2 separate regions of the Mus musculus genome follow, and region 1 is linked to region 2. A link is a loop called in an ENCODE intact Hi-C map of the cell type or tissue named here. Cell type or tissue: left cerebral cortex. All regions are shown on one strand.

Evidence for each region. Hi-C counts contacts between places; a loop is a spot of excess contacts. Peaks named below come from ENCODE experiments on the same cell type or tissue, not always from the same donor. Only the 100,000 strongest peaks of a DNase experiment are listed, where the experiment ranks them.
Region 1: a loop joins it to region 2, with 3 times the contacts of the local background. A loop is called at or near these places in 1 of 42 quality-filtered maps.

The regions. Positions count from the first base shown.
Region 1 is chr2:156,168,325-156,172,324 of GRCm38, reverse strand. All of the region lies in intron 4 of Rbm39 (RNA binding motif protein 39), which reads left to right. Among named protein-coding and RNA genes, the nearest start is that of Rbm39, 9.9 kb to the left of the region's middle. In left cerebral cortex, a CTCF peak has its summit at 1,541 (motif pointing left); no DNase peak of the experiment used is centred here.
Region 2 is chr2:155,972,675-155,976,674 of GRCm38, reverse strand. Cep250 (centrosomal protein 250) reads right to left here. Exons shown (of 33, transcript NM_001130000.1): 14 at 3,186-3,332; 15 at 2,192-2,422; 16 at 811-1,004; 17 at 464-591; 18 at 117-286. It overlaps LOC108168808 (a long non-coding RNA gene), which reads left to right and starts at 1,004. Exons shown (of 4, transcript XR_001783524.2): 1 at 1,004-1,089; 2 at 1,196-1,275; 3 at 2,318-2,465; 4 at 3,083-3,400. In left cerebral cortex, no CTCF peak of the experiment used is centred here; DNase peaks (open chromatin) are centred at 2,107 and 2,318.

The sequences.
Region 1 (4,000 bases), 200 kb before region 2:
TGCTCCTATTATTTCTTTCTTTTTTTTCTTTTTTTTTCTTTTTTTTGGTTTTTTTCGAGACAGGGTTTCTCTGTATAGTGCTGGCTGTCCTGGAACTCACTTTGTGGACCAGGCTGGCCTCAAATTCAGAAATCCACCTGCCTCTGCCTCCCAAGTGCTGGGATTAAAGGCATGCGCCACCACTGCCCGGCCTATTATTTCTATATAAGGTTTTAGAGTAAATTGGAAGGGGTTTGTAGATAAAGTTACTGGAACTTATACGCATTATTTAAACAAGTGTATAATTAATTCATTACAGCTGTTAAAAAATAGGCATTTGGCTAGGAATATGATGGCTCATGCATTTAGTGACAACATTCAGATCTTTAAGTTCAAGGACAGCCATAGCCACAAACAGAAACTCTGTCTTGAAAACAGTCAAAAAGCCGGGCGTGGTGGCGCATGCCTTTAATCCCAGCAATCGGGAGGCAGAGACAGGCGGATTTCTGAGTTCAAGGCCAGCCTGGTCTACAAAGTGAGTTCCAGGACAGCCAGGGCTATACAGATAAACCCTGTCTCGAAAAAAACAAAACAAAAAAAGAAAAAAGTCAAAAAAGAAGTTTTTTTTTACCTGTATTAACAGCTTTGTGAAGAAACTGCATTTCTTTTTTTTTTTTTTTTAAGATTTATTTATTTATTTATTATATGTGTGTGCACTCTAGTTGTCTTCAGACACTCCAGAAGAGGGCATCAGATTTTTGTTACAGATGGTTTTGAGCCACCATGTGGTTGCTGGGATTTGAACTCAGGACCTTTGGAAGAGCAGTCAGTGCTCTTAACCACTGAGCCATCTCACCAGCCCGAAACTGCATTTCTAAGCAAGGATTAAATGAGTCTTTAATTCTTTACTAAGCACACCTTTTAAAACTATATATTTTTTTTTAGGTTTATTTTATTTATTACATGTAAGTACACTGTAGCTGTCTTCAGACCCTCCAGAAGAGGGAGTCAGATCTCATTACGGATGGTTGTGAGCCACCATGTGGTTGCTGGGATTTGAACTTCGGACCTTCGGAAGAGCAGTCGGGTGCTCTTACCCACTGAGCCATCTCACCAGCCCCCTTAAAACTATTTTTGAAAGTATTTATGCTTGTGTGATGCCAGGTGCCAGTCAGTCCGTATAGATTTCAGCTAGGCCAAAAGCTTTATTTCCTTTACCCAATATGTTTACAAGATTTAAGTAGTTTAGACTTGAAATTAAAGATGAGCAACTGAATCAGCCACTGAGCTTTTTTGCTAAGGAATATACTCAGCCGGGTGTGGTGGCACACGCCTTTAATCCCAGCAGAGGCAGAGGCCAGCCTGGTCTACAAAGTGAGTTCCAGGACAGCTACACAGAGAAATCCTGTCTCAAAAAAAAAGAATACACTTAAACATAAACTAATGGGCTGGTGAGATGGCTCAGTGGGTAAGAGCACCCGACTGCTCTTCGGAAGGTCCAGAGTTCAAATCCCAGCAACCACATGGTGGCTCACAACCATCTGTAACAAGATCTGACGCCCTCTTCTGGAGTGTCTCAAGACAGCTACAGTGTACTTACATATAATAAATAAAAAAATCTTTAAAAAAAAAACAAAAAAAACCCAAAAACTAATAATAGTCAACAAAATACTAATCAGATACTGGTATTAACTGAAGTTAAGTGTGTTTGGATTCTGGATCCTTTGTAGTCTAGTGTGTGTACCTAAGTATGGGTGCCCCTCTGTGTTTGTTTTTATGGCTTATGTTAATTGCCTTACATTATAGACTTCATGCTGGTAGTACTGCTATGATACTATTTTTATTCTTATTTTCTCTCTCTCAGGAGCTGAGGACCAAACCAAGGCTTTTTGCTTGCTGGGCAAGCACAATAGCACTGAGCTAAATCCCCAACCCCCATGAGACTATTTTTAATTCTGAGTTATATATTAGAAATTTTTTTGTTCCTTTCCTCAAGATTTACAGTCTTTAAGATTGTAAGTTTTCTTAACTGGGGTGAATTAAATAGGGGACAGATGCTTTAAAAATCAGAATGCTAGTTTTGTTTTTTAAAGATTTATTAACTTATTTCAAGAATGTGAGTACAGTGTCTCTACCTTCTGACAGACCAGAAGAGGACATCAGATCCCATTATAGATGGTTGTGGGCCTCCATGTGGTTGCTGGGAATTGAACTCAGGACCTTTGGAAGAGCAGTCTTAACTACTGAGCCATCTCTCCAGCACCAGAATACTTTTTTGAGAAGCTATTATTGATGGCTGCCTTTTATTCAAGTTTGAATTAATTTAAATATTTCTTGTTTTGGTTTAAATTGAATCTCGTGGTGGTTAGCTAGGCAGTTTTATTTTTTTTTTTTAAATATTTATTTATTTATTATATGTAAATACACTGTAGCTGTCCTCAGACACTCCAGAAGAGGGAGTCAGATCTTGTTATGGATGGTTGTGAGCCACCATGTGGTTGCTGGGATTTGAACTCCTGACCTTCGGAAGAGCAGTCGGGTGCTCTTACCCACTGAGCCATCTCACCAGCCCCAGCTAGGCAGTTTTATAACAAAGAGAAATATAATCAGACTGGCAGATGCAGATCTATGTTAGTTCAAGGCCAGCCTGGTTTACATACTGTATTTTTAATTACACCCTGTCTCCAATAATACTTTTCTGTATTATGTATAACAGAAGAGAAAAAATAGCTTGTTAAGTATTTATATGTACTTGATTGGACAGTAATCTGTCCAATAATTGTCTTACTATTATGGATTAGAAAGGCAAAGCAAGAGGATCACTGCTAAGTTTCAGCCCACATTGATTTACAAAGTGAATTGCAAAAAAACTCAGGCTTATGTACCCTATTTAAAAAAAAAAAAAAAAAGTCTGGCCTGGTGTTGGTGGCATACCCCTTTAATCTCAGCACTTGGGAGGCAGAGGCAATTTCTGAGTTTGAGGCCAGCATGCTCTACAAAGTGAGTTCAAGGGCAGCCAGGAAACCCTGACCCTGTCTTGGAAAAAAAAAGTCTGAGTTAGAGGGGACAGAAGAATTTTATTTGAAACAACTTGATTATAAGTTTTTCTTAAAACTAAATGTAAAATTTTAAGAACTTATTTTATTTATACATGAGTGCTCAATTTCCATGTGTTCCTGTATGGCAGAAGAGCATTAGACCCTATTTTTGAACGACAAGAGCCACCAAGTGGTTGCTGGGAATTGAACTCAAGACTTCTGGAAGAGCAACCAGCGCTCTTATCTACTGAGCCAGTCCTCTTTAATGACCATGATTGAACACTATGGGACATGTATCTTATGATCCTTTAAGAAGTAAGCTTTGTCTTTAAAAAGGTACCAAAATTACTTGTATTATGCTTTAATGTGAAAATAACCCTCTTTATTATTTTTTGCAATATTGGTGTTGGTCTGTGGATCAGGTATATTCCAAAACTGAACTGAAACTTCTCTTTGAATCATAAAAGCATCATTTTTTCTTTTTTTCTGAGTGAAATTGTCTTTACATTTAATACCTTCTACCCTAATCAATATAGTACTGTGAATGTTCTGATACTCGCTTAAGAATTACTACATGGAAACTGGGCAAGGTGGCACACATTTGATTTCAGCACTAGTCAGACAGGATCTAGGATAGTGAGTTCTAGGTCAGCTGAAAAGACATAGTGAGAACCTTTTTAAATTAAAAGACACACACAAAATCCTGGGTGCTTGTGGTAGCATACACCTTCAAACCCAATACTCAGAAGGCAGAGTCAGTTAGGATCTCTGAGTCTGGATTATAGTGAGTTCCAGTGTAGTCAAGTCTGTATCCTGCCTTGAGAAGGGGGAGGGAGTGAGGGAAGGTAAGAAAAAGATGAATAAGGGGGTTGAGGCCTGTAATTCAACATTGAAATCTCAGTTTGAGACAGGAGAAAAAACAGTTCTAGGTATTATTTGGATTTTATGAGACACTGTGTCACAAGTTTTTGAATGAAATGTGT
Region 2 (4,000 bases):
CCCCCCCATATTTCATTCTTCTAAGCATTATCTGGACCAAGAGGCAGCAGGCGGCAGGCTCACTGAAGGGAGGCCATGTCTGCCTCCCCTATGTCCCAATCACATCCACCACCTACCCATTTCTCTTGCAGCCTGTTCACCTCCTCCTCGTGGGCCACCTTCTGTCGCTCCAGAGATGCTTGCCCCTCCTGCTCAGCTTGGGCTAGCTGCCTGGCTACTGCATCCCACTCCTGCTCTGCCCGGGTCCTCTCAGCATCCAGTTCCAGCTTCAGGCATTTCACTTCCCCTATGACATCAGGTAAGATCGCCTCTGAGCCTCTGCCCTGCTCTTTCTCCCTGCCCACCCGCCTCAGGAGCAACTTCCTCTCAGAGCCCGAGTCTGGCAGAAGAAAGCTCTCACTGCTTTCTTGGCTGTTACTATCTCTTTGGAATGCAGTGTGCCCCATTCCAGCTGGGCTCTCACCTTGAATTACTTCCTTGGCTTGGATAATAGTTTGAATCTGGACCTCCAGCTGCCCCTTGGTGACCTGTATCACAGAATTTTGCTGTTGGGCCTCAAATAGATTGCTCTCCAGTTGCTCCTTGGCTGACCTATAAGATTTAGGAATCAGGGAGAGTTCTAACCCATCAAGCCCCTTACCCTTTCTCAAGAGGGACTGGGTTTTAAGTACAGGTCACCAGGGAAGCTCTAGGGCAATCACACGTCTACAGCTCTTTTAGAATGCATACACTGAGGACAGGGAGCTTAGCTTGGCTACCCTTACCCTTGCAAAGCTCTCTGTGCTCGGATGAACTAAGTGTGGGCCCTACCTGAGCCCCAGGACATGTTCAGTGAGGTCCTGTCGGTCCCGCTCCACAGCCTGCAGGCGCACCTCAAGAGCTGCCCTCTCCCGTACTAGGGCTTCCTTCTCCTGGACTGCCCTAGCAAGTGTTTCTTCCTGTCTTTCTGCGTCCTGATGCAGCTGTTCTAGGTGAGCTGTAGCTGTTTCTTGCTGGTGATGTGCCTGAGGGAGAGAAATTGGTGAGACACAGAGTAAGGCACAATCCCAGGATTCTTGCTCCAGAGCTACTAACAGCAAGTCAAGGCCAGTGAGTCTTCAAGGATTCTGAACTCCACACTGTGAGATCGAGCATTGTTGAATAACTGGCATTTATGTCTGTCTGTCTGTCTGTCTGTCTGTCCTTGATCAACCAGGAGTCCCCGGACCAGAAAGGATGTTCTCCAATGAGCAAGGCACTATACTGAGGCCAGCAGGACCTGTATATGCTAAGAAAGTGGGTAATGACCTGGGAAGGGGCTCTAAGAATGGGATACTCTAAGTATTGCCCTAATGCTCCAAGCATCAGGGCAGTGAGCAGTCTGGTAGGGAAAAGTATGCCTGTCATGATTGATCTTCACTGTCAACTTCGTGATTGAGAATCCCCGAGGAGCCACGCCTCTGTGTGTCTGTGAGGATGTTTCCAGAGAGGATAAGGAAGGAAGGGGAACCATCTGAATGTGGATGGAGACGCCTCATGAGCTGGAGTTGTAGATTCTAAAAAGGGCAACAGCAGAAAGCCCAGGGGACACCTTGTCCCCTTCCTGTCTCCTGATGCAAGTGAGCAGCTGCCACAAATTCTGGCCACCACAGAGACATCTGCTGCCATGCTTCCCCCACTTTGACAGACCATGTCCCCTCAAGCTGTGACTCAAAAAACAAAAAACAAAAACCAAAAAAACCCCACAGGTAGACTTTGTCTCAAAAAGCAAACAGAGAGACAGACAGCCGGTCCACACGACACATGCACAGCTGTAACTGGTAGCTATAATCTCAGCACTCAGGAGGCAGAGGCAGGAGGGACACTGTAAGTTGAGGACAGCCTGGTTCACAGCGTGAATTCCAGGCCATCTAGGGCTAGAGTTAGATTTTCTCTCAAATGACCAAACTAACTAAGTAAATAATTTGGCTGACTGTGAAGGATATACAGACAAGTAATTACAGCAGGAAGACGATACACGTTCGCACTGAGTATGAAGTGAGGGAGAGACTGCAGGAAGCACATGGGGACTGGCATGTGGGGGTGAGCGCAGGACTCCATAGAAACGCATTAAAACAGTGGGAAGACCCGCCTCACTCACATCACTTCTCAGTCTTTCTGCTTACAACAAGTATGTAACACACTGCAAGTGACACCCGCAATGGCCTCTCACCTCACTTAATTTATCTTTAAGCTCTTCCTTTTCTTCTCGGGTGCCCCTCAGCTCTGCCTGTAGCTCAGCCCCCGCTTCCTCTGCCTTCTGCAGCTGAGTCTCCAGCTGAGTTTTCTTCTCCCACAGGGCTTCCCTGCGCCTTTCTGCCTCCGCCAGGTCCACCTGCAAAGCGCTTCTCAGCTGCTCTGCGGCCTCCACTCTGCTGCATAGAGACTGGTTCTCCTGCTCCAACTACTGGCCGGAAAGAGAAGAGAAAGAGTGCAGGGCATCAAAGGTAAAGGTTAAAGCTCCCTCTGCTTCTACAGAAACCACCTACAGTGAACACAGGGAGGGAGATCCATCCATTCTTTCCATCTGATGTCTACACTCTAGGCACTAGGTGGCCCTGATGCTGGGACAGAGACAAAAAAGGCAAAATCTCGCTTTCAGAGAATTCAGAATAATACCAGGTGGTGGTACATGCCCTTGGGAGGTGAAGGAGGATCAGGAGGACAGTTTTGGCAGCATGAAACCCTGTCTCAAAATAAAAACAAAACAAAACAACAAAAAACCTCAACCAACCAACTAAAATACCCAGAATTAGGAAATACAGACATTTCTGGGTCTCGGGAGATCTAGAAGAAACAAGTTTTCCCTACCAAAATGAAGGTTAAATTTCTAACCAACAGAGATGATTTGGGGGCTATTTGGGCTATTCAGCACATCTGCCTCACCCAATAGCATGAAATGCTTCGTCTCCTTCCAGGGACATGGACCTTCCCTGTCCTGATCATTCATTCAATGCTCGGAGGTTCTGCTGCAGGTGTGGGGGGGCCGGTGAGGGGGGATTTACAGTGCTTAAGGCTAATCCTTTGCTCTCTACATTGCAAATGTCTCTCTTGCTCATTTCAGCTATAACTGGGAGCAGCCCTGCCTAATCCACTGAGGACTCTGTCCTATTGAGGCTAATCTTCAGATAAGCCAGCCCGGTCCTGGGAACCACACCTTCGCTCACCTGGAGAAGCTGCTGGTTCAGTTCAACTTTATCTAAAGCCAAAGCCTCGTTTAAGGCCCCAAGCTTGACAGCTGCAGCTCGAAGATCAGCTACCTCTGCCTTCAGGCTGTTCTCAGAACCTGACAGCTCCACAATGGACTGTTCTGCCTAAAAACAAAAGGGTTAAAGTGTTTCCTACTTTGAGTTTTCAGGAACAGTAAATCACACTCCCAATACCTGCCTTTTTATTTTTCAACTATCACTCCATTTCTTCCCTTGCAATCTAAACAAGTTTTTCATTCATTCATTCATGAGACAGGTGGTCACAGCACAGAAACACGGAAAGTCATGCAAACACCTACAGTTGTCATGACACTACAGAAACTGTAAGTGCAACTGAAAACTCAAAGAAGGCATCAATTCAGTTAGGGAGAGGAGCTGATGGAACACAGACAGGGAACTGGACCTTGGGAGTTAAGGTGAAAGGAAGGTGCATACAATGTACTAATGTCATGAAGGAAGATGACTTGAGACTGCAGCTGATGCTTTGTGGCAAGAGCAAAGGACACTTGGAGTGAGGGTGGGCTTGGGAAGGTAGGCCACAGATGGCAAAAGGTATTGAATATGTTTTTAAGATTTATATTTTAGGGCCTAGCAAACACATAAGTGGATGCTCACAGTCAGCTATTGGATGGATCACAGGGCCCCCAATGGAGGAGCTAGAGAAAGTATCCAAGGAGCTAAAGAGATCTGCAACCCTGTAGGTGCAACAACATTATGAACTAACCAGTACCCCGGAGCTCTTGACTCTAGCTACATATGTATCAAAAGATGGC